Regions from separate parts of the Homo sapiens genome. Here region 1 is linked to region 2. Evidence: chromatin loops called from intact Hi-C (ENCODE). Cell type or tissue: endothelial cell of umbilical vein. All regions are shown on one strand.

Region 1 (4,000 bases), 62 kb before region 2:
TCTACAGACTTCCACAGAGGTCACAATCAGACACTGAAGAGACAAAATTAGAACTCAGTGTTCTGGGCTTTAGAAGGATCAGCTTCTAAAACCAACACTTTTTCTCTCTGAAATCTATATTGAGATTTTTAGAGTTAGCAACAGGTGAGAACATTTTTATTGATGTTTGGCTTCACAGTTTTAATTACCTGTTTTGGATTAGAGCTTGTGGGAGTCTGCAGTCTGAGTTGGTGGGGACCTGATGGAATATATTACAGCTGCTATTTTCATAAAAGTTTATGCTTAACTTTTTTTGCCTTAAGTTTTGGGTTCGTGGATTTAGGGTCAACACAGGATTACAACGGTCTAGGTTTTCCAGAATTGCCACAAAATTCAGTAAAACTTTCACTGAGCCACCCTTCTTGGTGAAGAAGTAAAACCTTAGCAAAAGAAATGCTGGGAAGAGTGTGACTTTGATAAATGCAAATATGACTTTCTTCCATGTACGTGTGTAGCACTGAAACAAATTTGGTCTATTCCTTTAAACATATACAGTACAAATGTTTTTCCTTTCAAACAAATAGAAATCATTACCCTTTACTGATTTTAGATAATTCACAAAATGAGTTCTGTTTACCAATCAAGTAACTCATGCTGGTGTTTATATCTGAGGGAAAATTAGTGAACTCACATGTCTGGCTAGCCTGGCCTCTGATTTGCATATATGTAAATCAGTCCCTTTCATTTTTTTCATGATCAGCCTGCTAGTCCAAGGGTTAGATCATCCTGAACAGTAAGCTGGCACTTTATTTGCTTGTAAGAGAGAACTTATACATCTGCTATACAATCTGCTATACGTTTTTGGAGGCGATGATGAGCAGTGAGGAGGAGGGCAAGGACTGGCTTATGGTGGATTACACAGACTTACTGTATATATGGCCCAGATGCTACGTGGAAGACTTACACAAAAATTCCTTGTTTTTGTGAAGGTTAGACTTAACTAGGCATCTGTATTTTTTGTTTGCTAAATCAAGTTAGCTAAGCAGGTTAGTGCTGGCCACTCTTTACTGGCCAGGCGTCCTGGGGGGGTCTTCCCAGCAAGCTCTACAGAAGCAGCGCGGCTCTTCTCTCGTGGGTGTGGATCTTGAGATGGGCGCGCTGCTCTGATGCGGTGCTGCGTCTCCCTTCAGGAAGAAGATGGGAATCGTACCAGTTCACAGAGATCTTCCTGGTCCTCAGTTAATACAGAATATTAATGAAACTTATCACTTTAAATGAACCCAGGTAGCCGCCCTTGTCATCTTAACTACCAACGAATGTCTTCAGGCCGTTAAGACAGGGCAAAGGGGTGAGAGGATCGGGTGGGGCGAGAGGAAAGCCTGGCCCGTGCGGGGGTCAGACCTTCATTCTGCCGTCAGCTGTGCTGGAGACTCTCAGCAAGGGAGAGACGTGGCGTCTCTGAGTGGTTTTTGCCCTAAAGGATGCTTACGGTCATAGGAAGCTTTTCCATGTGTTTCCTTCATGGGTGTCTACGGCTTTTGTTTTCAGCTGCGCTTTGCACAGGGGCTGGAAGGCTAACTCCCCAAAAGGGAACTTCCTCTCCTTCTAGAAACTGACCCCTGGTGGTTGCTATAGCAACTGCAAAGCGAGAATAATGAGCTGTGTAAACAAGCCCCATTCCCAGTACTGGGGCGTTGCTAGCCCTCCTTAGAGAGGGCGAGGGAGAGGAGGATGCTGTGCCTGGAAAGCGGCTCTTGAGGAGAGCTGGAATCTCGGCAAAGCGTCCACTCCCTCCCCTCCCCTTTCCTCTCACCTCTAGTGTTCCCACCAGCCCCGGGGAGGAGACAAAGGACGTGGGAGGGCAGCAGCATGCAGGGGGCCTGCCTTTGACGCCCAGGAGTTGAACACCAGACAGAAAATGAAATCTAAACATTTACCCAGAGCCCTGGGCTAGAAATGGGCCAACCTGACCCTGGAAAACAAACAACCCGCGTCACCGCCACACCTGCTGCAGGCCCCAGATGCCACAGGTACTAGAGGAATGGGCTGCAAGGCCCTCAGCTACTCCCTGCTTTAGCAATTCAGGCAGAACTGCCTGAAGATTTCTGAGACCTCTGCTGCTTGCATCCATATTCGTTTTCTTTTTCTTTTTTTTTGGAAAGAAGGAAGATTGGAGAAAAGAACATAGTACCTAAGCGTTCTGTGATTATGAAGCTAAACACACACAGACACACACTGTTTTCCTCTCTGGGAACTTGGCTGCTGCTTGCAGGAAACTTTCTGCCCATAATAGCGAAGGTTCTAGTATTATTTTCAGTTTTCTTTGGTTAACTCTCTCCCACCCTCACTCAGGTCTCTTTATTTTTTAGAAACAGGGTCTCACTCTGTCACACAGGCTGGAGTGCAGTGGTGCAATCACAGCTCACTGCAGCCTCAACCTCCCTGAGCTCAGGTGATTCTCCCACCTCAGCCTCCCTATTAGCTGCGACTACAGGCGCATACCACACCACACCTGGCTAATTTTTGTATTTTTTGTACAGATGAGGTTTTGCTCTGTTGCCCAGGCTGGTCTCAAACTCCTGCACAAGCAATCTGCCTGCCCTGGCCTTCCAAAAGTCCTAAGATTTCAGGTGTGACTCACCGCGCCCAGCCTCAGGTTGCCTTAAAGAAAAGTTTCTGTATATTAAATATAAACTATATGATGCACAACTTCCCTGTAAGCCTCCTAAAAAGATGATCCAAGTAAATTGGTGGGATGGATGGAAATCCCATATTGTTTCAGTCTTCAACAGTGCTGGTACAGGTTCTCATTTCTTTCCATGAATATCAGTGTTAGTCAGTGTGATAGGAAATCTAGTATAATGAACTACTCTTATAAAATCATTTTTATTTCACTTGTAACTTTTTAGAATGTTCATACATCTATTATTTCAATAGGTTCTTACAAAAATCCCCCAAATCTTGTAGGGCAAATTATATCTTTAATTCTTCAGATGAGGACACTGACATTAGGGAGATTAGATGATTCTATTATAGGGAAATTCGATGGTTCTTTTACAGAGAAATTAGATGATTCTACTACAGGGTCAAAAATTTAGGGTATAAAAGGATTTATCAAGGCATGAGTTACTATTATTTCCAAGATATCAAGTCCCCTGTATTTATATGAATCTAGATAGCAAAGAACATTTTTTTCTTTTCTTTCTTTTTTTTTTTTTTGAGACAGAGTCTCACTCTGTCACCCAGGCAGGAGTGCAGTGGCACGATCTTGGCTCACTGCAACCTCCGCCTCCCAGGTTCAAGTGATTCTCCTGTCTCAGCCTCCCGAGTAGGTGGGATTACAGGAGCCCACCTCCTCACCTGGCTAATTTTTTGTATTTTTAGTAGAGACAGGGTTTCATCATGTTACCCAGGCTGGTCTCGAACTTCTGACCTCAGGTCATCCTCCTGCCTTGGCATCCCAAAGTGCTGGGAATACAGGCGTGAGCCACTGCGCCTGGCCAGCAAATAACATTTCTATAAGCTATATTTTACACATAAACTATAAAGCCTATGTTTACAGAGCATTTTCCTTCAATACATTCAAATATATTCTACCTCGTATTACTCTTTCATTATCTTTTCATATAGGTGACCAGATCATAGTGTTGCCTGGTTTCCACTTTGTTATCTGACATTAAAATATTGTCCTCATTTTCCTTTCAAGCCACATTAACAGCTATTGCAAAGGCTGGTCTGCTGCAAATGTATTCCTCTTAGAAAGAAAAAGTGACAGCCAGGCGTGGTGGCTCATACCTGTAATCCCAGCACTTCAAGAGGCCAAGGCCGGGGGATCACTTGAGGTCAGGAGTTCGAGATCAGCCTGGCCAACATGGTGAAACCCCGTCTCTACTAAAAATACAAAAAATTAGCCAGGTGTGGTGGCGCGCCTGTAGTCCAGCTACTTAGGAGGCTGAGGCAGGAGAATCCCTCCAGCCTGGGAGGCAGAGGTTGCAGTGAGCAGAGACCATGCCATTGTACT
Region 2 (4,000 bases):
AAGTCATAAATCTCTTGTCAGCCTTATTGGCTCACCTCCGAGATGGTTCCAACACTCTTTAAGGCCCACTTTTCCAATCCACAGATTCCCCAGCAGAAGTCCAAGCTGCTGAGCCTCACATCATCTTTTGCACTAGTAATCTTTACCACTACTTCACTGTAGCATTTGAAAATTTTCATATGAAGCCATAGTTCTGTGTCTTTTTTTTTTTTTTTTTTTTTTTGGAGACGGAGTCTTAACCTGTTGCCCAGGCTGGAGTGCAGTGGCACAGTCTTAGCTCACTGCAAGCTCCGCCTCACGGGTTCAAGTGATTCTTGCCTCAGCCTCCCAAGTAGCTGGGATTACAGGCGCGCCACCATGCCCAGCTAAATTTGTTGGCATTTTTAGTAGAGATGGGGTTTCACCATGTTGGCCAGGCTGGTCTCAAACTCCTTACCTCAGGTGATCTGCCTGCCTCAGCCTCCCAAAGTGCTGGGATTAAAGGTGTGAGCCACCGCACCTGGCCTGAAGCCATAGTTCTTAACCTCAGTTGTGCAATAGAATTATCTGGGGAATTTAAAAATTAGAAAAAACCCATGCCCTGAAGATTGTGATCTAACTGGTCTTGCGTAGCGCCTGGGCATTGGTATTTTTTAAATGTTTCCCAACTGATACTAATGTGGCCATTCTGCAAGCCACAGTTGAAAGGCTTATTCAAGCATCCTGTTGCTGAATGCATGTCGTCCTTACCACATGACTCTGGAGGTTTTCTTGTATTCTGATGTGGCTGCCCTGTTGAGGCCTGCCCCTTAGAGTGGAGATTATCCCCTGCAGTAGGCTGCCTGGAATATGATCCCCAGTGATCCCTGCTTCCTGGTATTCAGGCCCTGGTGTGATCCCTTTCCCTTGAAGCCTGGGCTGGATTAGTGACTTGCTTCTAACCAACAGCATATGGCAAAAATAAATGTTTATTGTTTTAAACCTCTGTTTTAGGGTCATTTATTACACAGCAAAGATAACGAATATACTTTCTGAAAGAAGGGGAGGCTCTTTAGACAGGAACATGTTCCTGTGGGAGCCACACCTTATGTTGATTTTGAAGAATGGAGGGTCTAATAATGTGTCCCCAGGGGAAGTGATAGGGGGGCCCAGACTGCTTGGGGCTGGAAAGGCAGGTGACAAATAAGCAGACTCTTGGCTGGCTAGACTGGTGCTTCTGCTATGCGCACATACGTAGGAGAGCCTGGGCAGTCCTGCTAAACTGTGGATTCTGGTTCAGCAGATCTGGGTTAGTGTCCAGGAATTCTACAAACTCCCAGGGGGTGCTGATGCTGCTGGTCTGGGGACCATATTTTAGGGGACAAGGAACTGTTCTAATTGAATTCATGTTCCTCTCTGCTTGCTTCCTTTTTTAAATACAGCAGTCTTCTTTCCACCAATGACCCCTCGCGCTGCTTCCAGAAGCCAAGAAAGTGGGCTTTGTCCTTGGGGATTTAGGAGGCGGAGCGGCGCCCCCTTGAGGCCACATGGTGGAGGCAGCGATGAGACCTGGAGTCTAAAATTCAGACTGAATCACAGGAAGAAGCTATTTACACAAGTCAAACATGGTCCAATCTTGGCAATTTCATAAGGTTCCAATCCTTAAGGGATCAAAACCTGGCCAACTGCTTCCACCGAGAGGTGTGCCTTTCAATGCCAGGCTTGGAGTGTCCCTCTTTATTTAAAAAGGAGAGGATTCCACAGCAGAGCTTCTCAAACTCTTCCACCCAAATCCCCTCACCACAGAGGGACAGGAGTCCTGGGCATGTAGCCTAAAGCAGCCAGGAGAAAAAAACCTTGACCTTAATTTTTTTAATGATTTCACATGAATCAGTGGAATGTGTTTATGATAAAATCATCTCCTCCTGAAATACATGTGTAAAACTGCTGCCCCAGTTAAACGCACTTAGTCTAACCAAGCCCTAGGATTGGCCTCTCCAGCATGAGAAGCATTTCCAGCACTCCAGCTCCCCAGCTCCCACTCTGGGATCCCACCTCAGACCCTCCCACTTCCTTGCACTCTGGCCTCTCGCTCTTGACCCTGCTCCCGCCACGCTCTTTCCTCAGAGTCCATCAGTCCTGTCTTGTCTTCACCTTGGTCTCTGCCAAGTGTGGGTCCAAGTCATATATTTGGGCTGTGATCACAGGAACCCCAAGCCCCAGACCTCCCAAAGCACCCTATGGAGAGACCTTACCCTCCTGGACAGACCCTCTCCCCCCAGCTAGACCTCATCCTCTGGGTAGACCCATCTCCCCAACCAGAACTCACCCTCCTGAGTAAACCCCATCCCCCTAGCTAGACTTCATCCTCCTGGACAGATCCCATCCCCCCAGCTAGACCTCACCCTCTTGGGTAGATGCATCTCCCCAACCAGAACTCTCCTGGGTAGACCCCTTCTACCCAGCTAGACCTGATCCTCTGGACAGACCCCATCATCCCAGCTAGACTTCTCCCTCCTGGACTGTCCCCATCCCCCCTCCAGCCAGACCTCACCCCTCTGGGTAGACCCCATCCCCCCAACTAGACCTCACCCTCCTGGATGGACTCTACCCTCCTGGAGATACCTTCCCCTCCTGGGTACATCCCACGTGGCTACACACTCCTTCCCCTGTCAGCTTTCTCCCCCAGGGTTCTGGGCAGCAGAGTCTGTGATAAAGGATACTAAGTGATTCCCCAATACTTCCCGTTTCCAGCCTCCAGTGGGCTCTCCCTGGGGCTAACGGTTCTTTTTGCTATTTCTCCAGGCTTTGCCTGATGACAAGTATACTCTGAGAGTGTCCTAATGATACAGATTTTGGACCCTATCCCAGTTCTACTGAATCCAAGTCTCTGGGGGAGGAGTTGGGGCTCTGCATCTGGACACCTTCCTGCAGGGTCCCTCCTGGGAGGCAAGCCCGGGGAGCACCGCTGAGGCTCGCCTCAGTGCCCATCCTAGACCTTCAGCAGCTAGCAGAGGATGTCCCCACCATCCCTCAGCCCACACTCCCACTGTCGCCCCAGCCAGGCTTGGCACTGCCTCCTTTCTCAGAAGATTAAGACCATCTGCTGTTTCCCAAGTTTCCCACCCTCCACCCTAAAAATTTCTCCGTTTCCCAGTCTTTCCTCGTCTCTCAGAAAATAAACATCTTCCCAGGCTGCCTCCCCAGTGGGTCTGCACTCCTTGCTGTCTTCCCAGCACCTGCCCTTCCAGCCCGCCCTCTGTGTGTCCAGTGTTTCCCTCACCAAAGGACTCGCTTTGTTTTTCAAATTGGAGGTTTTGTCTTCTCCCTAAAAACCAAAACATCTCCCTGAGAAGTAACTCCCTCAAGCTACTGATACGGAAGGGGGGCGGGGAAGTGCTGGGAAGGGAAGGGTGTGGTCCCTGGCTAGGGCTCCACCCCCGGGCCTGTGCCCACAGACCTAGGTGAGGACAGGCATTTCTGTTTTCGTGCTTAAATGTTGGATTTCCCAAGACTACCCTGGCCTACCACACCCTCATTCTGTGCCTGTAAAAAAACCTGAGAGCTTAGCAGGCACGCACACAAGCCTCTGGACGTCAAGAGGAACACACCGGTGTAAGAGCAGACTGATAGTGGCCCACGGCAGGCTGGCAGGCCATCGACAGGCAGAACCACTCAGTGCAGCTGGAGGACAGCCTGGCCACGGAGCGGTCCGACTTCAGAGGGGAAAACCACCTCCCCACTCCGTCTCCCTTCTGGCTCCCCCATCTGAGAGCTACTTCCACTCAATAAAACCTTGCACTCATTCTCCAAGCCCATGTGTGATCTGATTCTTTTGGTGCACGGAGGCAAGAAACCTCAGGATACAGAAAGCCTCTGTCCTTGGAATAAGGCAGGAGGTCTAACAGCTGACTAGGGATGGCTCAACTGAAACAGCATCCTGTAACACAGGCCCATTGGGACCTCAGGAGCTGTAAACATTCACCCTTAGACATTGCTGTGGGGTTGGAGCCCCACCACCTGCCCATCTGCATGCTCCCCC

What was found. Peaks named below come from ENCODE experiments on the same cell type or tissue, not always from the same donor. Only the 100,000 strongest peaks of a DNase experiment are listed, where the experiment ranks them.
Region 1: it touches region 2 in a loop (6-fold over the local background); 3 of 110 quality-filtered maps call a loop at or near these places.

What each region holds. Positions count from the first base shown.
Region 1 is chr6:6,756,964-6,760,963 of GRCh38, reverse strand. The region is part of intron 2 of LOC101928004 (a long non-coding RNA gene); the gene reads left to right. It overlaps LOC105374901 (a long non-coding RNA gene), which reads left to right and starts at 1,662. Exons shown (of 2, transcript NR_187807.1): 1 at 1,662-2,009. It overlaps LOC124901254 (a long non-coding RNA gene), which reads right to left and starts at 1,608. Exons shown (of 2, transcript XR_007059436.1): 1 at 1,469-1,608; 2 at 970-1,163. In endothelial cell of umbilical vein, a CTCF peak has its summit at 1,627 (motif pointing left); a DNase peak (open chromatin) is centred at 1,543.
Region 2 is chr6:6,694,563-6,698,562 of GRCh38, reverse strand. LOC101928004 (a long non-coding RNA gene) reads left to right here. Exons shown (of 5, transcript NR_187687.1): 5 at 1,401-3,771. Among named protein-coding and RNA genes, the nearest start is that of LY86-AS1, 74 kb to the right of the region's middle. RefSeq lists an enhancer at 3,391-4,000. In endothelial cell of umbilical vein, a CTCF peak has its summit at 1,500 (motif pointing left); a DNase peak (open chromatin) is centred at 1,502; H3K27ac peaks cover 456 bases.